3 separate regions of the Homo sapiens genome follow, and regions 2 and 3 are each linked to region 1. The links are chromatin loops, found by intact Hi-C in ENCODE. Cell type or tissue: A673. All regions are shown on one strand.

Region 1 (8,000 bases):
CTTAACCATTCCATATTCCTTGCCAAACTGTCAGGGAGGAACCTTTTCTCTATAATTCTCGGCAATTTCAGGCTCAGTGAATTAAACTGACAAAAGATAGATTAGCAAAACAAAAAGCTTATTTAATCACATATGGACAAAAGTTAGAAAAACATGTAGCTCAAAGGGGCAGTTAAAAGTGGGGGCTTATATACCATCTTAGTAGGGTAAGGAGAGGAGGAGAAAGGCCACTTATGGAAAAGTGAAATGAGTTTTAGGAAAGATAAATGAGCCCTTTAGATAACAGGTGGAAGATATGATAGTTTTGTGACAGTGTCTGTTTAGGTATGGTGTGAAGACTTCTCATCTTCAGTGTCCATTCTCCCTATTGCTCCTAGGGAGGGGATTTATGACAGTGGAGGTTTTTTGGAGTTCCTTTGAAAGGCTCTGCTTTTAGTCAGAGTAGCTATTTTGGGAACTCGAATGCCTTCTGCTCAAAATAATTTGTATGCTATCCTGGCATATTCTGGACCCCTTCAGTGTGTGTGTGTGTGTGCGTGTGTGTGTTTGGTGTGTGTGTGTGTGTATTGTTTTCAAGATAAACACCTCAACTTCCCTAAAGCTTCTCTAAGGGTTAGCTCCTTCTCTTCCCACCTGTAGATGGGAAGAGAAATTGAGGACCTTTCAGACTACTTTTTAGGTACAAGTTTAAAAAATTTGCTAAGAGGGAAGATCTAATGTTAAGTGTTCTTATGATAATCAATTAATCAATCCAAAATAAATATCTATTTTGAAAGTCAGAAAAAAAGATAAACACCTCATGAATTCATACTGATACTGAAATTCAGTTAAAATTCAGAACTACTGGATGCTTATTTAAATTCTCTGTCCTGTACCTATGTCTATATCCAGTCCCTACAGGTTCTGAAGAAGACTAGGAATGGTTAGAATATAATATATCACTCAAATCCATGTTACACACAAAACATTCTCATAATAACTACCAACAACATGATTACTCAAAATTATTGAAACAGGCATTCCATTCTCACCCATGAGTGTGTGTTTGTATTTACAGTTATGCTGTTTTTACATTGTCAGAGCATATGGCACATGTTATAGGGTACTCTCTACCCTATATTCTGCTCAGTACAGAGCTTAAGGAGATAACTATCACAGCTTTAGGTTTTTTTTAAATTGTGTTAATGTTGGATCAAAACTTTAGGTGTGCATATAAAAGGGAATAAGAAAGGGAACCAACTATGTTGATAGAGGAATAATTCTTCAAATGAATGTTACATTAAGAAATTGTCAATAAAACACTACTGTTAATAATTTAAAAGGTTTTATATATTAGATCCCTCTGAATATAACTTTCACATTTTGTCCTCTTTTGTGCTAATAGAACATTCTAGTATGCCAGTAGAAAAAAACATCACTTTAGAAAGGCCTTCTGATGTAAATCTCACATGCCAGTTCACAACATCCGGGGATTTGAATGCAGTAAATGTGACTTGGAAAAAAGATAGTGAACAACTTGAGAATAATTATCTTGTCAGTGCAACAGGAAGCACCTTATATACCCAATACAGGTGAGTATACAAATTTTAACCTACCTTGCTCACCAAAAGTAGCTTAATTCTAAATACTTTTGCTGACTGAGCATTCTTTCCTCTGCAGCCACTTGAATGTTATGCTAATATTCTAATTTGCATATTTACAGAATTATTTCTCTTTTTAAATTTTGATTAATGGCTAAGTCTTTTCATTTTCATTAAGAAGGTTTTGAGAACTAAGCCTATATTAATAACTTGAATTATCTTTAGGTTCACCATCATTAACAGCAAACAAATGGGAAGTTATTCTTGTTTCTTCTGAGAGGAAAAAGAACGAAGGGGAACATTTAATTTCAAAGGTCAGTATTAATAACTTGAGGAATAGTTAATAACTTCAGCATTATGTTCTTAGATTTCTCAATCCTGTAATTTTTAAATTATTTTTACAATAGTAAACATAATATAGCTGAAAGAAAGTCATATGCTTTCCAGAGCCACAAGAGGCAGCCTTGAAAATGGTCTTGTATCCCGCAAGTCCACTTCCTTCCTGCTTCTATTCCTCAATTTAAAGCACAGGTTTTAGTTCAAAAGGCCAGCCTACCACATTATTAGTGAATTATATCAGTCGCCTGAATTTCTTTATTTATCCCTCTAAATTCCTAGCTTTTATAATAGTCTTCCACATCTCTAAGTTATTGTGGTCCCAGCCTCTGAGAGTGTGGGTTGATGTTCTATATCCATAGCTCCAGGACATGGGATTTTAGGATCCATAAAACTTAAAAATAATATGGAGATGCACAAAGGGTTGCCTACTTTTTATTTCACAAAGTAAGGAGGTTTAAAGATATATACAAGCCCCAGAATATCATCCACATTTCTTTTCCTTGGAAACAAACGAATTAAAATATTTTACTGTTACCATCATTAAACCAAAACTCAAGGAGGTCTCAATCTCATAATAAAGACTAGTTGTTTGAGTTAGATAATTATCATTTTGAAAAACCCAGTATTTTGTGGTGATTAGTGAACCATAATATCATTCTGGTATTTGGGAAATGCAATCTGTTGCCCTATTAACTACGTTGGACTCTGCTTTGCACTAATTTCCCAGGAAACATGAAAATTGTAACTTTTCCTAAAACTCCTAAAGCCCGACTGTCTGCTGTGACAGAATGTGGATGCTATTCTCAAGGCTCCATCAACAGCAGAATGGCTTGCTTCACCATTGCCATGATCTAATGGTTCACTCCTTTGTCCCTCATTGCATCCCTTCTGCACTCACAGAGTCATTTTATTTTTATGGCTTTGTAATTGTTCCAGTGTGGTGAATATAATAAATTCTTGTATTTATATATCTTGGTCTCTCCAAAAGCAGAAACTAGTATCATTCTTTGATTATTTTAGTCATGTATATTCTTTCTTAACTTTTTTCCCTCCATTTGCCTTTAACTTAGTGAAGGACTGGATAACACCATATACATTTCCTTTCAGTTTCCTTTTCCTTTCGCATTTCATTTTTCCCTCCCCTGCCCCATCTGCCCTTCCCCTCCTCTTTCCTTAATCTCTCTTTTCCTTTCCTTTTTTCTGTCCTTTCTTCCCTCCCACCTTTTGAGTTCATTTCCTTCCTTTTTTCCTCCCTTTCTCTTTCTTTTTCTTCCCAGTGAGCAAAAAATATTAAACACACAAAATTTCAGTGAACATGTTTTATTGAGTTTTCAAAAAATATGTAAAGAAGGCCTACAAATTCTGAGGAAATGCTCACAGAATCTTGTGACTTAAAATGCTCCCAAGATATTCAACTTTAAACACTGTTTTCATTTTTTTTTTTTCTAAGACATTGTGCTCTGGAAATATATACTAGCAATACCTGCTTTCAATATTGAAGATAACACATTTTTCTCATTAGTTTTGATAATTACTTAAATTATTATGTGGAAGTGATCATTCTTGTGTCTAATGTGAAGATTAACAAGCATTTTACTTTTCAACATACCAATACACTGAATTGCAAGTATTCACACGGAAGGCCTCTTGATTCTCCAGCTGTTTTGAGATGACTAAGCTGATTTTGGCTGGTGTCAGCAGCATTGACTCAAGGCCTAGGATTTAAATCAAGGCTTTAAGGAAAGCAAAGAATCACTGAATACTTCCTTTTTTTTCTTTTCTAGTTGTCTTGAAGCAGTGTAGGTTAGCTAATTTGTTTTTAATGCCCATTTAACATTAACGTAACTTTTAAGTATGTATTATATCTTGAAGATATTTATAAAATTAATAAGTTGGGTCCTTTCAAATCTTCCTTGGTAAAATAAAAATTCTCTATAATTCATCTAAATTGAATATTGCTTAGAGAAATAATTTTACTTGAGTAGTATTTAAAGACATCTGTACATTATTCATATTATAGTTATTTAATAGTTCTGAAAGGCTTATAAAATGGTGTATATTTTTATAAATGTCCTATTATATTATTTCTCCTTATGGTTTACTTAATGGTTTTTCCTAAGAAGAAGAATTATCTTTTCTTAGAATACTTACAACTGCATGTAGATGAAAAGGCTGTTTTATTCTCTATTTTAAATTGAGCCAAAGATAAATTTTTCTGCCATTGACTACATGAGCCACCTATAGTGCATGAGCCTGAGTCTTCAGAACAATTCATCAGCAAAGTCCCTGCTGCTGTCTTTAAGGGTGCTGGTTGATTTACTACTACAAGGTTGTAAAAGGCCCTCAAGATTACTGATTAGTTCAATGCACAAAAACCTGCTGACTTTATGTGTTTCACTGTTGATGCTAGGACAGAGGAGACAGCAAAAGTGTACACTGGAAGTTTGTGACTGCTAATATATTGCTGATAACTTGCCACCCGAGAAGGAGAAAGATGAGTGATGGTCTATAGTGTTTCTCAGTAGTGGATCAAACATTCTGAGTGGTTGCTGAAAGCTTCCATAATATTTATCAATGTTAAAATATCTTAGTAGAAAGTATGAAGAAATTTAATTGGTAAAGAACAAGAACTTTTTGGAAGTCATGATGAGATTTTGATACTACCAAATGTAGTGAAGCCTGTCATAGCTCAACTATCTGTCTTCTCCTGGAAGTATCTAAAAATTCAAAGTATGGAAAGGTAGCATAGTAGAATCAGCTGGGACTTCAGCCCTGGATCCCAGTGTTGAAGTATAGTTAGCATTCTTTTACTACATGGAGTAATCTTTTTTCCTAATTTGGTGATACCTAAAAGTCTTTGAACCAGTATGACATTTAGGCCAATTTGTTCTAGTGCATGAATATACAAATATAGTCTCCAATTTTACAACTCCAGAGAGCTGTTACTTTCACTGGGTATATCCAAACCCCATCTTCCTAGAAACTAGCCTGAATCAGCAATTTCACCACCTTCAAACCTGGTTTATTCCAACCCTAGCACTCTTATGCATCCGACTTTATGCAAAGTCTTAAAAGGTCAACAGGGCACATTAGAATACTGTCTCACTGTCCTTATATTAATAAATATTTCAAAATATAAGCTGTGGCCCCAAACCCCAGAATAGTTCAAACAAATGTCATGTTCCCTGAACATAGTGCATTTTATAATTTAAATCCACACTGCTGTTATTAGCCATATATAGCAGAACAAAAGCATGGTTTATGGTATTTTAGTCGTTAGTCTAGGGGATAATCAAGAAAACTGAAGAGATGGCAAGAAAACAGAATTTTGGTTTCAGCTTTTCCATGTTGTCACTCAGTCATTGTCAGCTACCTGCAATTTACAGCCTGATCTTAATATTTAGTTGGGATGGTTTAATAACATAGTCATGTGTTCCTCATCAAATCTCATAGAATACTCAACTTTCTTGAAAAGCCCCTTGCAGCTTCCAGTATGCTTCCCAAGCAGGTGGCTCTTCGAGGAATACTGAAAAGCAGTGTATATTCTGCCGGGTTTTCCCCCAAGAATTACCTTTCTTCCACATTTTATTCTTAGCCTGTGGCTAAATTTTGGTATTTTGAACCTATTTATCCTGGATAAAATTTCCAGGATAGGAAATCTTTAGTTGATACGAATTTATGAAAGGCCAGCAAAGAGTTAGAGAAAGTGGGAACAAGGAACAAAGGAAAATTAACAGAAAGAGAACAGCGTAAGAAAGAAAATAAGATTTAAAAATGCTTTCATGTGGTTTTGTAAAAAATATATATATACTAATATCCATTATGATAAATTTCCTAGTCAAGGAAGGATATTTTCCTGCTAAAGCGTGACCCAATTGCCAGAACGAAACATGTAGAGATTGAGAAATGGGATATCTGAGAGATAAACAACCTGGGAAAGCGGAAACTGTGTCCTTAACTACTTAGTGTCTAATGCAAAACCTGCACTCCAAAGCAGCGTTTGTTTTAAGGTGAGCCTAACAGGGCTGTAGAGGTCATTGCCCTAGTAATGCACTAATGCATCTTGTGCCTCTTCAGATGGAACTCAGGAAGTGTGGCTGCTCTTCCTCTCGGGTTGTAGGGAACCTTGTGGCTTCAGCAAAGATTCCCTATTTTAGCCAAGCTCCAATCTCTGCTTATCTGCAGGTCTTTAGTTGACATGATTTCATCTATTCTTTCCCTACTGGCAAACTAAACATATAAATGAAAAAAGTAAACACACAAACACACGCATGTGCACACACACGGACACACAAAACCAAAAGAAGCATAAAACCTGCTAAAATTCCAAAAAGTAAAAGAAAAAATTAGCAAAATAATCTTAGTTGCTGAGTCTACATCTTCAGTGTAAGTGTACCTTCTATAATACATCCTTCAAGGTCAATCAGAAGGAACTGATTGCACCTGTAGGCTTTTCATTGTACTGTTTATGCTCTTATCTTTTAATATACCAAGTTATTTACATCCTTAAAACATTTTTTTTCTAAATTCAGTGCCCATTTGTATTCTGTTTCTAATGGAATCTACTTCAAACTTCCTTGACTAGGAAATTTATCATAATGGATATTAGTATATATATATTTTTTACAAAACCACATGAAAGCATTTTTAAATCTTATTTTCTTTCTTACACTGTTCTCTTTCTGTTAATTTTCCTTTGTTCCTTGTTCCCACTTTCTCTAACTCTTTGCTGGCCTTTCATAAATTCGTATCAACTAAAGATTTCCTATCCTGGAAATTTTATCTTCTCACTCAAATGCTACCTGAGGTCAAAACTTTGAAGAAAGTAATTACTCTAAGGTAGCTTAGTAGGCGGGAAGAAAGAACAGGGGTTTGAAAATATGAAGCTTCTTTCTTACCCAAAACATGTAACTTATCCAAAAAGAAACAATACTTTTGTTGTTAGGCTCAATAATAGAAGACCTTCCATTTCTATACATTGGAGACAATTATATTGAATCTCTCTACTATTATTATTACTACTAACTACACCCTAACTACTATAAATTAGTTTCATTTATATATAACTGAAAGTATGTAAAATAATGTAATGAAAAAATGAAAGGAGACAATATCTGCACATTTAATACATTTCCTTTACCTAAATTCTTTCAGTAACATACATTTCTCTATTTTATTCTCAGTCCCTGAACTTCATGGGAAAAACAAGCCATTGATCTCTTACGTAGGGGATTCTACTGTCTTGACATGTAAATGTCAAAATTGTTTTCCTTTAAATTGGACCTGGTACAGTAGTAATGGGAGTGTAAAGGTAAGATATTTCCTTGATTTGAAGAAAACAACAACAACAAAAAACATTTATTTAATAAATAACAAGATTGTAACAGACTCAGCATTCCTAAGATGATTTATACTTTTGTTACCTTGTTGTTTAGCTTATGTTCATAAAGAAAGAGCAGTGACAAACGGAGTTGTCATTTGATGGTTTTTGGCATGTTTGCATTATACATATGAAGATACTCGTAACTTTTCATTAGCTTGTACTTTGTTTTTTAGGTTTAACAATTTAATTACATTCTTTGAAAAGAAATTACATTTTGTGTATAGTTGCCTAGTTTAGGAATAACCCCATTAGAAAATACTCTTTTGAAAATCATTCCATGAAAGTAACTAGAAAAAATGCTAGACACCTTTTTTGGGCTTCTGTCTCCTGAAACATCTGTGATAGAATGCAAAATAATGGCACTATTTGAGAAAATAATGAAAACTTTGTAACTTAATCTTACCTCTTAGGTTCTATCAGTAAGTGTTATTGGCCTTTTCAAGCTACCTGAGAGAAGCCTAATACTTTTAATTGCTTTTTTACTAAGATAAATCGCTATTCAAAGAGCTGACATTAAGAAAAACATGAGTATTTTATAAATAATTCCTGGTTTCCTTTCTTCTCCCCAAATCGCCTCTAATGGCAGGAAAATTTAGGACATTGTCCTTTAGGAGACACCCTTCCTCTGCCCTGGCACTAATAAGCATTACAATTAAAGTCCTGTTAAAGGCAAGCTATAATTGTAGAAGGAACATATG
Region 2 (8,000 bases), 64 kb before region 1:
ATAGATTTGGAAGATCTCTGGAAGAAGGTGCAACTGATAACTGTTATCTCTTAGGCAGGGAAGCTCGATGAAAGATACTCCAGGAGATGGTTGCTTTTCAAAGTATACCTGTTTGTGGCTTTTGAATTTCATTATTTCCTTCTGTGTAAGAAATAACAATGGAATGACAGCTGTGTGCTGGATACCATGGCACATAGGACACAAAGGTAACCCAGACACTGCCTCAGCATTTGGGGGTTAATTGATAGAGATAAAAATGACTATAGCATAATGGGTTAAGAGCTGGGATAAGGATGTATGCAAGATGCTGGGGGAAGCCAGAGAAGAAGCTCTTGAAGAAGGACAATCAGAAAAGTTTTCCAAAGGGAAGGGTGCACAGGAATTGAACTGAGAACTAGTCATCAGAGCTTCAGGCAAAGCTATGCCAAAATGTAAAAAAGAAGACGAAACAAAATAATCAGAGGTAAAATCAATGAGGTACATAGGACAGCCGACTTTGCAGGAACTTCAAGTATCTCTTGATAATTCGAGTTTGGGTGCAGGAAGACGTTGAAAGGTAAGTTAAAGAGTTATTTAAGGCCCACATAATGAAAGACCTTAGATACTGGATATTATTCTTATAGCAAGAATGAGCCATTAAAGCTAGAAGGTAGAAAGAGAATTCCGTGTGGAGACTTCAAATGGCAATTCTAAGGCATAGCACAAGGCTTTATATTTATTTAAATTAAGGCAGGCCACAGAAAGTCCTAGAGCAAATATGAATGCATTCAGTTGTCCGTTATTCAAAAATCCAAATAACAATGCTGTAACTAACAGTTACTGGTATTATTATTATTGTTTTACAGAAGGTCTGGAAGTAAGCATCTCAGGGCTGGCAGCTCAGTTCAATAATGTCATCAAGGAACCTGGTTTCTTCTTTTCCTTCCACACTCATTCTTGAAGTTGTTCAAGTATAGAACCATTTTTTAGTTTTTTTTTTTTTTTTTTTACAGTATAAGTAGAATCATACTCTATTAGTTTTCTATTGCTGTGTCACAAATTATCACTAACTTAGTGGCTTTAGACAACAGAAATTTATGATCTGACAGTTTTTATGAGTAAAGAGTTCAGGCACAGTTACTGGGTGTTATGCTCGAGTCTCAACAGACTGCAATCAAGGTGTTAGCTCAGGCTGTGATCTCATCTGAGACTTTGGGGGCCTCTTCTAAGTTCATTAGTTGTTGGCAGAATTCAGTTCCTTGGGGTTGTAGGACTAAGGTGCTCAGCTTTTGAAGGTTACCCCTTTTCATAGGCATTTCACAATGTGGGTATTTACTTCTTCCAGACAAGCATGAGGGCATCTCTCTCACTAGGAATTTCTCCATCCAGCTGGCTAAAATGGAACCTTATCAAATATAACCTAATCAAGGAGTGACTACCCCAATATATTCACAGGCCTTTCCATGCTCAAGGGGAATGAATTATATAAGTTATGATATATATTATAAAATATGATATATATTATATAAGTCAGTAATCTTGGGGGTCATCACAGAATTTTGGCTATACTATCCCAGGACTTGTGTTTGTATTTTTGGTTTTTTTTATTGTTTGTTTTCTACTAATGGATCATTTGTAAATTCTCACCTTTATTTTATTACTTTATATACCACTCAGTGGCCGACATATGTTTTTCTCTAGTGATTTTTAATCAAATATTATTTTTAATAAGAGATAACCTACATCCACATTCCCACTCTCATTTCCACATTTTCCCATCACCTTGTCACTCACTTTTATTCAATGATGGCTCATATACTAAAAGGAAAAATAAATAAAGATGTTTGTAGCATTATATAAACACAACACAAATTTCGGTTAAAAAAAGGTGAGTTTTTCCTATACTAATTTTCTAAAGAATAAAAGCAGAGTTCACCAAAAATACTATATATAAGACTATTTGTAGGTAATAAAAAAGTATTGTAATCTCACTGGGACAGAAGATGTACTCATACAACAAACTGAATAACAATAAAATATTTAAATTGAAATTTAAGCCAACAGTGGAGGTCAAGTCACAAGGCTATAACTTATTACTTGTCACATTAATCCTATAGACAATCTAAGTTTAGAGGAGAATGTTTGGATTATTTACTGTGGTGACATAAGCTACCCCAAAGCTTAGTGGCTTACAACAACAGCAATTTTATTATACCTCACAGTTACGTGGGCCAGAAGTTTGGGCAGACCTTAGCTGGGCAGTTTTTCTGCTCCAAGTGGCATCAACTGGATCACTGTGTGGTACTCAGCTGGAGGCTTGCCTTGCCTGAAAGCTCCAAGAAGGGTCCCTCACAAATCTGGCACCTCACTGCTCCTTGGCCTCTCTCTTTCTCTCTCTGCATGGCATCTCATTGTTAAGGGATGTTAAAAAAAAATTGAAAACGAAGGCCACAGTTTGGATATACACTCAGAACAACCAACCATAACCATAACAAAATGTGAGCTATGTTGATCTCTCTGAAATGCAAGCTCTAACCGTAAACAAACCATAAGCCTTTCTTCCATGTCAGTATGATAAAGTTGAGTCAATCAGCTACAGAAAAATAAGCTCCTACAGCTCTATGTGCCCTAAAAGGGGTACAAATTTATCGTAGCCAATTACAATAGAGTTCAATGTCTTTCTCACAGATGCTATAAACCTATAAGCTGTGCTGTAACACTTGTGAGATGAGCTTCTTAACACGTTCAGTTTGAAATCTCTTGGTTTTTGAAATGTTCTTTGGTAGGCACAATAAACTCCTATCTTCCTGTTTTACTTGATCTGACTTTATTTTCTCATTTTTTATTTTTATTTATTTATTTATTTATTTATTTTATTTTTAACAGTTTCTGGTGTCAAATATGAGATGTAAACTAGATCCTTGATAAGCTCCAAGGCAGGTGAGTAACCTGATGCCGTAGGCACAATAAACCCCTTTATTCCTGTTTTACTTGATCTGATTTTATTTTTAGCAGTTTCTGGTATCAAATATGAGATGTAAAGTAGATCGTTGATAAGCTCCAAGACAGGTGAGTAACCTGATGCCAGTACCACAGAGCCCATGGCGCTCACTGCTTTCTTGCTGAACACGGAGCTCAAGGGTACTCTCAGATCCAAGATGTACTCTCTGCATTTCAAGCTCTTCAACTCTGTTGTGCATACCTGTGCTGTGTGAAAGTTTCTTGATAAGTCATCCTTACATCTGCAAGAGGAGAAAACCCATTATTCCCTGTGTCTGTAACAGGAGACAACCTGCCATTCCGTTGGGTTTCTGGACAGCAGTACAAGTACAAGGTTCCCTATAGATACATTCATTTGAGGAAATCCAAGGCAAAGATACTTTCCACCTGGTCCATAATCCCTTCCTTACATCTGTCTGAACCCCCTGCTTCCTATATTTATAACAGCTATGGATCAGGATCTTGTGTCTTTTTTGTGTGTGTGAAAAATTGGTGACCTTTATAAAGGTCAATGTGAGGCTGCAGTGGCTGCTTTGGGTGATCTTCAACTTAGACAAAATAGTTCATTCTGAAAGCACTCTTGAAAAGAAATGACCCAGAAGCTCTCAAAGACAATGGAATGCAGTCTTGGACTGGTAGGCAGAGGCTTTTAATAGACAGAATGACTCACAATAACCTCTCCAAAATAATGTCTACCAGTGTGCAAATAATAATTTAAAAGCTAAAACTCAGCCTGACTCTATAGACCCTTCTGTGAATCCCTCTGCTTCATTTTATCCTCCAGTAATTGATTTTTCTGAACCTCCTTTAATGTTTTGGCTTTTCCACCTAAACCTCTTCACACCAGCTTCCTTTAAAAAATTAGACACTCAAATGAGCCAGGAGTACCTGTTACAGCTGAATTTAAACCTTGATCTTACACAGAACTCTGAGCCATTATAAAAGATTTTGTGATATTAAAAAAATACAACCAAATTTATAGAAGAATTTAAAATTTTTTAGGGGGTCTATAATCCATGCTTTTAATTTGTACCAATTTTTCCATGTGATAGTATGCACAGGAAGTAACTGAAAATGGCTAGAAAAACCCCATTGAGATAATACATCTGGATATACTGAGGCTCCTGCTAAGCATGCTTTTAAATAAGAAACGCAGATGGACAGAAAAATGGGCCAACAACTGTTAGACGCTATTACTGAAGCACTTCCAATGAGAATAGGCTGGGTCATAATCTAACCTTATAAAAAATGAATCTGCTGCAGATTATCATGCCCATCTGTAGACAGTTTTCACATAATACTGGCTTTAAAGGCCAGGACGATAAAGTGGCTATACTAGCCCATTTTGTTCCTGGATTGCATACAGAAATAAGTGACTTACTGAAGAAATCTAAACTAAAATGAGAGGTAATTCTCACAGAACTGCAACATCTAGTAGAGCATGTTGAAGGGATATTAGATTAAAAAAAAAGAAGCCATCAGGTAAACAAACCAATGACTCTACAATTACAACAGTTGCAGGGAATTTGGCCTATCTTTAAAAAATCTTGTTCCCAATTTTGCCTCCATTGATAAAGATGCTTAGGGTTACTGGAAGCAGAAGGGGCATTGGCAAAAAGACTGCCTGTTGCTAAATAAGGGGAAATTGGAACAACCCCCACATCCTTTTAACAACTCTTAATGTTGATAGGGTTCCAAGGAATTGCCCAGTAAGCTGCTTCCAATAATTCCTTTAAATCAATGAGGAGAAAACAAACTTAACTGAAGAAATTTGTACTGTGACACCAGAACAACTCTTTCTACTTTAGAGTCCACCATGATATATCAAGAACTTTCTCAGGATAATAAAAGTTATCTCAATGGCAGGAGTTTCAAATCAAGTTCAAAGGGTTCCTTTAACAGAATTCTCAACTGTCACCCTTGGCCCTTTTTCTGAGAATCATGCCTTCCTTTTATGTGATATTGCTCCTTTGAATCTCCTACATAAAGACCTGTTTTCCTAAATAGGAGGCTCAATAAAGTTATCCTCTGGAGAAATGACCCTACAAATCTAAGATTTATCAGACAATAAAACCTTGTGGGTTCTCCAGGCCCAAATTGGCTGTCCTAAGGAAACTATTAAGTTCCATAAATGTATAGACATACATCTTTCTGAAATTCCTGATACTCTATGGGCTTCTACTCTACAGATGTGGGAAAGATCAAACACATCAGATCCATTAAAATTGTGATTGACCCTTTTAAATTGCTTTATTTTCTTTTTCGAGATGAAGTCTCACTCTGTTGCCCAGGCTGGAGTGCAGTGGTGTGATCTCGGCTCACTGCAACCTCTGCCTCCCGAGTTCAAGTGATTTTCCTGCCTCAGCCTCCTGGGTAGCTGGGATTACAGGTATGCGCCACCATGCCTGGCTAATTTTTGTACTTTTAGTAGAGATGGGGTTTCACCATGTTGGCCAGGCTGGTCTCAAACGCCTAGCCTCAGGTGATCTTCCCACCTTGGCCTCCCAAAGTGCTGGGATTACAGGCGTGAACCACCGCACCCGGCCTAAACTGCTTTGTAAGTTACCCCAATACCCTCTGAAACCTGAAGCAAATCAGGGACTCACTTTAAGAGTAGAGGACCTAATAAATCAAGGAGTAATTATTTCGTGTACTAGTCCTTGTGACCTTCTTATCTTACCTGTCAAGAAATCCCATGGACAGGGACCGAGATTTGTACAGGGCTTTAGAGCTACAAATAAAATTATATGTCAAGATTCCCGGCCAGGCGCTGTGGCTCACGCTTGTAATCCCAGCACTCTGGGAGGCCGAGGCGGGTGGATCACGAGGTCAGGAGATCAAGACCATCCTGGCTAACACAGTGAAACCTGTCTCTACTAAAAATACAAAAAGACAATTAGCCGGGCATGGTGGTGGGCGCCTGTAGTCCCCAGCTACTCGGGAGGCTGAGGCAGGAGAATGGCATGAACCCAGGAGGCGGAGCTTGCAGTGAGCCGAGATGGCGCCACTGCACTCCAGCCTGGGCGACAGAGTGAGACTCTGTCTCAAAAAAAAAAAAAAAAAAAAAAAGATTCCCAGTGATACCAAATCCAAACACTTCGTTGTCAAAGGGATCAACTGAATCTGAGTGGTTCACAATAGTAGACTTATACTTTGTATATATATTTTAGCATTCCAGTAGACAAAAAGAGTGTTAGTATTTGTTTGTTTTCACTTGGAAAAATCAACAATGTACTTTGACAGTAACACCTTAAGGATTAAAGGCTCTTTCATATTTCTCACGAATTTTATATCAAGATTTGAACACTGCAGTTTCCCAGACATTCTACCTTGATTCAATATGTAGGTAATTTGCTTCTTTGTTCTTCATCTAAAGAGGACGTACAAATTGACCAAATACGTATAACAACCAGCTTATAAGAGCCATAAGACCTCTTGAGATAAGCTTCAATTCTCACAAGAAGTGGCACATTATCTAGGTCACGACTTCTCTGCAAAAGTAATCTTTCTGTCTCCAGAAAAAATAAATATTATTCAAAATTATCCTAGACCTGTGACTAAAAGGCAACTCAGAGGATTCCTCAGAATTTCACGATAGACCAGGTCACAACGTTGGCGTCTCCACTCCATGAACTAACTAAAAATAGCAATCGGGACCCTTTTCTTTGGAAAGAAAAATAGTAGGAGGCCCTTACTGAACTAAAACAGGTTTTGCAAAATCCTCCTGTGTTATGACTCTCCAATTATTCTAAACCATTCACATTGTTTATTCATGAATGAAACAATCAGACTCTAGGGGTCCTCATTCAAAAACTTGTAGGAAAAAATAGGCCCGTAGATTAGTATAGTGTACAGTTATGTCTGGTTGCTACAGCATATCCAAATTGTTTAAAGGCAGTAGTTGCAGGTGCCAAATTATACAATTTTTCTCAGAACTTGTTCAAAGCAATAACTTATGCCTACACCTTTCACATGCTGTAGAAAGCTTGCTAAATCGTGACTGTGCCCAGCATTTCTCAGCCAGCAGGATAACATTTTATGTGATTCTGCTCCTATCACCTTCAAATCTGCATATTCTTTGCTGCAATTCTTTATTTAAACTCTGCTACCATCTTACCTTTACCCAACAAAAGTGAGATGTATAATTGTGTTAAACTGATTTCTCAAAATTTGACTCCGAGATTGGATTTACAAGAAATTCTATTCACCAATCCAGAACTGTTGCTCTATGCTGATGGTTCCTATGCCAAAAATTTTGAAGGAAAATACTAAGCTGGGCATGCTGTTACAATTCAACATGAACTATGATAAAAAGGAGATCTCCCCATTTTAATTCAGTCTAATCTGCAGAATTATTTGCCCTCACTTGAGATTGTAAAAGAGCAAAAGATAAGATTGTAAATATCTAGACTGATGTCAGGTATGCTTTTGCAGTAGTCCGTGATTTTAGTGTGTTGTAGAAACAGAGGGGATCCTTAACGTCAAATGATATGCCTACAAAAATGAGTCTCAGGTTGCTAATCTCTGCATTATTGCTGCCATCATAAGTAGCTATCATAAAAATTAAAACTCCTGCTTATAAAAGAGACCCTGAATATCAGAGAAATTACAGGGCTGATTTTCATGCTAAAGCTGCCACCAAACAAACAAACAAACAAACAAAAAACAAAACAAAAAAAACTTCAAAACTGTCTCAACTAATAAACTATGCACCTTGAGTGAAATCCATCCAAAGGACATAAAAAAAAAATTCAGAACTTACAAGAATGGTAAAAATATGTCTTAGAAAAAAACGATTGGATTAATACAGGTTGTGAAATCCTTGAGAGGTTCTGGGGGCACCCAGATAGCTGTTTAGTACTTTCTGGATCCCTAAAGTTGTCATTCTTCTGAGATTTTCATTCTTTTACTTACCATGGAGTTGATAAAATGATTCAAGCCCTGGTGAAGTATTGGTGGGCAGACTTTTCAAAAGGAGCTTAGCGATGTCTACCATCCCCAGCCCTGGAAACTCTGCTGTG
Region 3 (8,000 bases), 87 kb before region 1:
AATATCTTTCCATTTTATTGGATCTTAGAAAATTTTAACTTTTCCTTCACAACTTTAGTTAAACAAATTCATAAGTATACCCTTATTTTGTCTTTGTTAGAGGAATTTTAAAATAAGTATTTGTCATTTATTTCTGTAAATTAAAAAGATGTAAATTTATCTTATAACTGGCCACTTTCTTAAATTATTTCATTTATTCCAATAGTTTTTCTACTGATATTCCAGGCTTTTCTATGTAGGAAATCACATAAGTTGCAATTAATGAAGATTTAGGTTTCTTTCTAATATCTTATTTAAGTTCTTATTTGTCAGGACTTCCATGTAATGATCATAGTACTTGATTTTAAACAATAGGATAAGTCAGACTCTGGTTAATTTTGACAAAACATAAAAAGTAGTTCAAAGGAAAACTATTGAACCACATTTGGAAAACAAGTACACTAAGCAGTCAGAACCAAATGCAAAATGAATCCATCTGGTGAACATATTACTGCTATTGCTATTGAACAACAGCTGGCATTCCCAGCACCACAATACTGCCTTTTTGTTCCTTGGGAAGCCATAGTGGCTTCTCTTCTGTCCTTGCTCCATTGCACTATTTCCAATTCAAGGTTGTGTTTGAATATCTGACTGGCTAAGCCCAGGTCGTATGCACATGCCAAAGTGGCAAGGGAAATTGGGAAAAGTGTGTTTTTCCACAATTCAGAGTTCTTCTATTTGTGGGAAATTTTCCAAATCATAGGATCAAGGTTTACATGTTGAGTAGAAAAAAAAATTAACAAGAATATTTCATACCCTTTAAAATATATTGAACAGTAACAGTATGATTCATTTTGTATCTTACTTTCATTGGAATTTCTCTTGTATTTTACCCTTAAATATGTTTTTGTTGTTGATTGATACTATAATAATATGACAGAACTTTCCTTTTATTTTTAGCTTACTGAATAGTTTTTGTTGTAACCTTAATAAAAAGTGGATGTTAAATTTTTATCAAATATATTTCCAGCATATATGGAGATAATTACACATTTTCTCTATTAATATAAAATAGCAAATTGCATGAATATATTTCTTAATGTTGAATTATTTCCTTGTATTATAAAATATATTCCACTTGACCTTATGCTCTATTGTTAAGTCAATATTCAATGTTTACAGTATTTGGCCTATGGAACTATTTTTCACAGCTGATAATTTTAGTTTATTATGAATATTTTTGTTCCCCCCTTTTATTTATCTTCATGCTTTTTCTTATTGTGTACTTCTATTGCTATTTCCTCTGCACACCCCCAATCATTCAACAGCCTTTAAGTACACTTTTCAATAAGGTCAATCACATCAGCTAAACAGACATTTCAATTATTTTCTTGGAAACAGTCTCTTGGAAAGCCCCTTTCTGAGGGTCTGGACTGATTGCATTCTAGGCCAGAAATGGAGCTGTCATTCTAGGACTTTCCTTTTCTGTTATGCTTTGAATTCCCTCTGCCTCTCTTCTGGCTTGGATCTGTTGCTTCTGGCCCCATCCTCTTATCTGATGTTTTGCCTTGTTTTGTCCTAGCGAATCATGAGGTCAGGTTCAAGGGACAAAGGCAGAGGCATGCACAGGGGAGCCCTCAGCAAGTCACATGGCTCCAATGTGAGCTGAATGTGCCCTATTTTCTGGAGCCTATTTATCATCCTGGCATCTCTCTTCAACATAAGATGATTCCTATTCCCATAGCCTTCTCTTTAATTTGATTTACTCTCTCAGGTTTGGGGAATACATTCCCCAGGAGCTTGCTGAGAAAAAAGATGCATGGGAATTTTTTTTTGAGACAGTTTATACTTTAATATGTTTTTATTCTATCCTCATATTTAACTGACATTTCAATAGGGCCTAGGTTGGAAACATTTTCTTTCAGAATGTTGGAGGTGTTTCTTTTCCATTAAGGAAATTGAAGCCATTTTAATTTCTATCCATTTTGCTGAGAATCTTGCAGAAGGCCTCACTTTGAATTGCCTTCAGTTTAGTGAATTTTTGAGTTATTCATTGTTGATTTTTGTCCCTCCATTTTCTTTATCTTTCTGGAATTTCTGTTATTTGGATGTTGGTCCTCCTGGACTAACCCATTGATACTGCCTTTTTTCTGTTCTCATAGCCATCTCTTTGCCTTTCTGTTCTAATTTCGGTGAGACTTCCTCAACTTTATTTTCTGAAATGTCTATTTCATTTATCTTATGATGTTTTAAAATCTGATCTCCTTTTTTCTCCTGGATGTCCTCATCATAGTTCTTTTCATAGTTGCAATGCAATCTTTTACTGTCAGGATTTTTATTATAATTTCTTGTAAAATTTCTTCTCTCTGTATATTTATTACTAACAAATCATGTCTTCTGTTTTGGTTTCTCTTTCCATATTAAATAATTGTTTGGGGTGTTTGGCAATCTTTAGTTGTTCATTTTGTTTATGATTAAGGAGATTAAAAGTTTATTTTAATCATTCTGAGCAAGTGTGTGGGACTTTTTGACTTTGAACTTCACTTGAAGGTTATCTTAAGTAACATGCTTTTGAGGACCCTTGGGCTGCTCATAAGCACTTGAAAATATTCCTTCAACGTCCTCTCTCAAGAGTAAAGGTAATGGTCATTTAATAAAGGCTTCAGTACTCAGCATTCATTGCGTGTGTAAACACTAGTCTTTTTATTTTCAGTACATTTCCTATATGGTCAGTCCCCCATGATGTCACACTGGGCCCTATGCTGGGAAGGGCCTCATGCTTAATTTCATTATCTGCTACTGCCATCTTGAAATTGTTAGTAATTTTTGAATGATGGACTCACATTTTAATTTTGCACTGGGTTCCACAAATTATGTATCCAGTCCTGGGTACCCGTATCATCAAGTCTGAAGTTCTAAGACTAAAGACCCTTGGTTTTACCCTCTCCAGTTTTCTCTGAGGGTGGGAGAGGAATATTTGTCCAACAGCATAAAATGAAGGTAGGGACTCCACTGTTTGTAATTTGAACTTCACACAATTTTCCTTATTCTAGCACTGAATTTCACTCTTCTTTCCTCGCCTTTCCAATAAGGCGGCTGTGCCTAAATCTAGCTTTCCATGGATACCAAGGTCACAACCTGGATAGTTTTCTCTACCACTCCAAAATGTGGCTGGTGGCTGAAATCCAGACTGCCTGCTGGTAAGCCATCTTTGATTCTCCTGTGAAAAATGTTCATCTCTATCAACCGTGGGATGGGGTCCTTGAATGGTGACCCCACACTGGGTGTCTAATAGAGCACTTTGACTTTCCATGCCTCTTTGTGTAATCAAGGGAGGCATTGGGAAATGCATGCTTTTCTTTTTTGTGAACACATACCTTGTAAGTTTTGCCATTAAAATCTGTTCATTAACTCATTAGAGTGACTTGGTAATGTCCTTCCTGAGCTGCGCTTTACAATAAGACACAGCTCCAAATGGATTCATTTTGCACATTTTAGTCAAGGAAAAAATATTACTTTCATATAATATATAACAATAGTAACAACACCAACAACAATCTTTACAACAAATATTCACATATTTTATTTTACAGTTTGTAGCACTGCCAAAACTTTTCTTTTGAACTGTACAACACCAGCAGACTGTATTATTTACCTACTTTACAGGAAAGGAAACTCCTGTAAAGTAAGTAAATGGTTAAGTGATTATTCTCGGTTTCACAAAAGAGTAAGTGATAGTGCTGAGTCTCAAAACTGCTGCCTCCAAACATCCTCTTACCAGTGTGAATATGCAAAGCTGTCTCATCTCCAGGCAGAAGTTTTTCTGTTTTTGTTTTTCATGACCTCTTTACTTTTGCTAATTTTCTTCATTGAGGGAAGCTAATCTATCTGCCTTTCCCTTTTGGTTATCAGTTTCCATAAATAACTATGCCTGGGTTTATTACTTAACCACTTTGTTTAGCAACCATTAATTGTCCAGAATAAAAACAAAGCTGCTTTGTATCAGAACCTAGAACAATGTTGCTATTTATTTCTTTATTTTGCCACATCTTCAAGAAGACATATAGAGCACCCACCATGCTGGTAAAACTAAAGTATGTTTTCTCTGCAACAGTTAATGAAACAGAAATGAGGATATTAGTAACACTATAAATGGATAAATATCTAATTTTAGAGTGTGTTACTCTGTTCTCCGGCTGCTAATAGAGACACACCCGAGACTGGGTAATTTACAAAGAAAAGAAGTTTAATGGACTCACAGTTCCACATGGCTGGAGGCATCACAATCATGTTGGAATACGAAGGAAGAGCAAAGGGAAGTCTTACATGGAGGCAGGCAAGAGAGCATGTGCAGGGAACTCCCCTTTATAAAACCATCAGGTTTCATGAGACTTATTTACTGTCACAAGAACAGCATGGGAAAGACTCGCCCCCATGATTCAGTTACCTCCCAGGGGGTCCCTTCCATGACACGTGAAAATTATGAGAGCTACAATTCAAAATGAGATTTGGGTGGGGACACAGCCAAACCATATCATTCCACCCTTGGCCCCTCTCAAACCTCATGCCCTCACATTTCAAAACCAATCATGTCTTCCCAACAGTCCCCCAGTTTTAACTCATTTCAGCATTAACTCGAAAGTCCACAGTTTAAAGTCTCATCTGAGATAAGGCAAGTCCCTTCCACCTATGAGCCTGTAAAATCAAAAGGGAGTTAGTTACTTCCTAGATACAATGGGGGTGTAGGCATTGGGTAAATACACCTGTTCCAAATGGGAGAAATTGGCCAAAATGAAGAGGCTACAGGCCCCATGCAAGACAAAATTGCAACAGGGCAGTCAAATCTTAAAGCTCTGAAATGATCTCCTTTGACTCCTGACCTCTTACATCCAGGTCACACTGATGCAAGAGGTGGGTTCCCATGGTCTTGGGCAGCTCTGCCCCTGTGGCTTTGCAAGGTATAGCCCCACTCCTGGCTGCTTTCACGGGCTGGTGTTGAGTGTCTGTGGCTTTTCCAGAAACATGGTGCAAAGCTGTCAGTGGATCTACCATTCTGGGGTCTGGAGGACGCTGGCCTTCTTCTTACGGTTCCACCAGGCAGTGTCCCAGCAGGGACTCTGTGGGGGCTTCAACCCCACATTTTCCTTCCACACTGCCCTAGCAGAGGTTCTCCATGAGGGCTCCTACCTGCCACAAACTTCTGCGTGTAAACGCAGGCGTTCCCATACATCCTCTGGAATCTAGGCAGAGGTTCCCAAACCTCAGTTCTTGAATCTGTGCACCTGCAGGCTCAACACCACATGGAAGCTGCCAAGGCTTAGGGCTTGCACCCTCTGAAGCCATAGCCCAAGCTGTACCTTGGCCTGTTTTAGACATGGCTGGAGCAGCTGGGATGCAGGACACCAAGTTCCCAGGCTGCACAGAGAAGGGGTCCCTTGACTCAGCCCACGAAACCATTTTTTCTTCCTTGGCCTCCAGTCCTGTGATGGGAGGGGCTGCTGGGATGGTCTCTGACATGCTCTGGAGACATTTTGTCCATTGTCTTGGTGATTAACATTTGGCTTCCCATTACTTATGCAAGTTTTTGCAGCTGGCTTGAAATTCTCCTCAGAAAATGTTTTTGTTTGTTTGTTTGTTTGTTTTTCTACTGCATCATCAGGCTGCAAATTTTCCAAACTTTTATGTTCTGCTTCCCTTTTAAACATGTTTCAATTCCAAACCATATCTTTGTAAATACATAAAGCTGAATGCTTTTAATAACATCCAAGTCACCTCTTGAATGCTTTGCTGCTTAGAAATTTCTTCTGCCAGATCCCCTAAATCATCTTTTTCAAGTTCAAGGGCCCACAAATATCTAGGGAAGGGGCAAAATGTTGCCAGTCTCTTTGCTAAAGTACAGCAAGAGTCACCTGTACTCCAGTTCCTAACAAATTCCTCATCTCCATCTGAGACCACCTTAGCCTGGACATTATTGTTCATATCACTATTAGCATTTTGATCAAAGCCATTGAACAAATCTCTAGGAAATTCCAAACTTTCCCACAGTTTCCTGTCTTCTGTGTCCTGCAAGTCTCTAGGAAGTTCCAAACTTTGCCATGTTTTCCTGTCTTCTTCTGAGCCCTCCAAACTGTTCCAACCTTTTCCTGTTACCCAGTTCCAAAGGCACTTCCACATTTTTGGTATCTTTACAACAGCATCCCACTCTACTGGTACCAATTTATTGTATTAGTCTGTTCTCATGCTTCTGATAAAGATACCTAAGACTGGGTGATTTATAAAGGAAAGAATTTTAATGGACTCACAGTTCCACATAGCTGGAGAGGCCTCACAATCATGGCAGAAAATGAAGAAAGAGCAAAGGGATGTCTTACATGGCAGTGGGCAACAGAGTGTGTGCTGGGGAATTTCCTTTTGTAAAACCATCAGATTTCATGAGACTTATTCACTTTCATGAGAACAACATGGGAAAGACCCACCCCCATGATTTAATTACCTCCCACTGGGTCCCTCCCATGATGTGGGAATTATGGGAGCTACAATTCAAGATGAGATATGGGTGAGGACACAGCCAAACTATATTATAGAGACTAGTTACTTTTATATAACTTTTTTTTTTTTGAGTCAGAATCTTTATCTGTCACCCAGGCTAGTGTGCAGTGGTGTTCACTGAAACCCCCACCTCCCAGGTTCAAATGATTCTCATGTCTCAAACTCCCTAGTAGCTGGGACTACAGGCATGCACTGCCACACCCAGCTAATTTTTGTATTTTTAGTAGAGACAGGGTTTCACCATGTTGGCCAGGCTGGACTCAAACTCCTGACCTCAGGTGACCCACCTGCCTCAGCCTCCCAAAGTGCTGGGATTACAGGTGTGAGCCACCACACCTGGCCAAGTTTTATATAACTTTTAAAATTTATTCCTTTAAATGTTTAAATAAAACAGTTAAAATGCCATGTAACATAATATATTGACTCTATTTGGAGATAAAACTGCATAAATTCAAACACTTGAATACAAATTAAGACTTTTACATCATTATTGTGAAAAATGTCCTTCCTCATCCCTTCCCCACTCCCTCCTTGTAAAGCTTGAGATAAAATTTCATGTATAAGGACTTTTATATCTCTGATTTCACCTTATATAAATTGCTTTGTCTCTAAAATGCAAACACAAACTGATTCTCGTTAGATTCAGTTCAGCTATGAAACCTTTACTTCCATCAGGCTAAATATTCAGATTACTTAATTTTCCTTTTCTGTTTGTGTGTTTGGTTAGCCACCCTTCCACATAGCTTTAATTAGACATTGTCACTTCTTTGAGGCAGTTTGAAATAAGAGAAACAGTACAGAATATTTAAAAATAATACATGAGTAATTCATTTAAATGACTGGATTACTTTATTGACAAAAATGTGGAAGCAATGTGAAATTCTGAAATAAAGGATGGTTAAATTTGAAAGGAAAGTGAGTCATAATTATCAGATTAAGTTTGCAAATGCATCAAAGATTCAAACATAAGAAGACAAAGCAAAAAAATACTAGAAGAAAACATAAGATATCTTTATTTTTTATATTTTTTAAACAAAAGCATAAGATTTTTTTTTAAGACTGGTTAATCTAAAAACCAAAATGATTTTTGGTTATAAACAATGTCACAAGACAAAAGGCAAATTGGGAAATGTTACTATGGAACACTAAATAGACAATGGAAATCAATGACCTGAACAGCTAGTTCATTAAAAAAGAAATACATATGCTATTATGTGCATTTGTCCTATTTTTATATTTGGGAAATTAACTGAATTATGTGTTATGTCTTCCCACCCATGTATAACACAACTATGTAAGCTAGCCTCTGACAGTCACACAAGCACCCATTTAACACCCTGATTCATCAGTTAACATGAAGAGAAAATGGGCTCTGAGGATTTTCCAGTTTTGCTAATATAGATGATAATAAAGGCCTCTGATTTTTGCGAGTTGCAGTGATTTCAAGGTTCACTTCCTGATACAAAAAGGCA

Evidence for each region. A loop is a pair of places that touch in the nucleus more often than their neighbours do. Peaks named below come from ENCODE experiments on the same cell type or tissue, not always from the same donor. Only the 100,000 strongest peaks of a DNase experiment are listed, where the experiment ranks them.
Region 2: a loop joins it to region 1, with 2.1 times the contacts of the local background. A loop is called at or near these places in 7 of 110 quality-filtered maps.
Region 3: it touches region 1 in a loop (5-fold over the local background); 7 of 110 quality-filtered maps call a loop at or near these places.

What each region holds. Positions count from the first base shown.
Region 1 is chr1:121,555,126-121,563,125 of GRCh38, forward strand. It overlaps the pseudogene EMBP1. Among named protein-coding and RNA genes, the nearest start is that of SRGAP2-AS1, 160 kb to the left of the region's middle. RefSeq lists an enhancer at 3,296-3,797 and a silencer at 3,453-3,653. In A673, no CTCF peak of the experiment used is centred here; a DNase peak (open chromatin) is centred at 3,586; H3K4me3 peaks cover 269 bases; H3K27ac peaks cover 734 bases.
Region 2 is chr1:121,491,375-121,499,374 of GRCh38, forward strand. No RefSeq gene overlaps it. Among named protein-coding and RNA genes, the nearest start is that of SRGAP2-AS1, 97 kb to the left of the region's middle. In A673, no CTCF peak of the experiment used is centred here; no DNase peak of the experiment used is centred here.
Region 3 is chr1:121,467,995-121,475,994 of GRCh38, forward strand. No RefSeq gene overlaps it. Among named protein-coding and RNA genes, the nearest start is that of SRGAP2-AS1, 74 kb to the left of the region's middle. In A673, no CTCF peak of the experiment used is centred here; no DNase peak of the experiment used is centred here.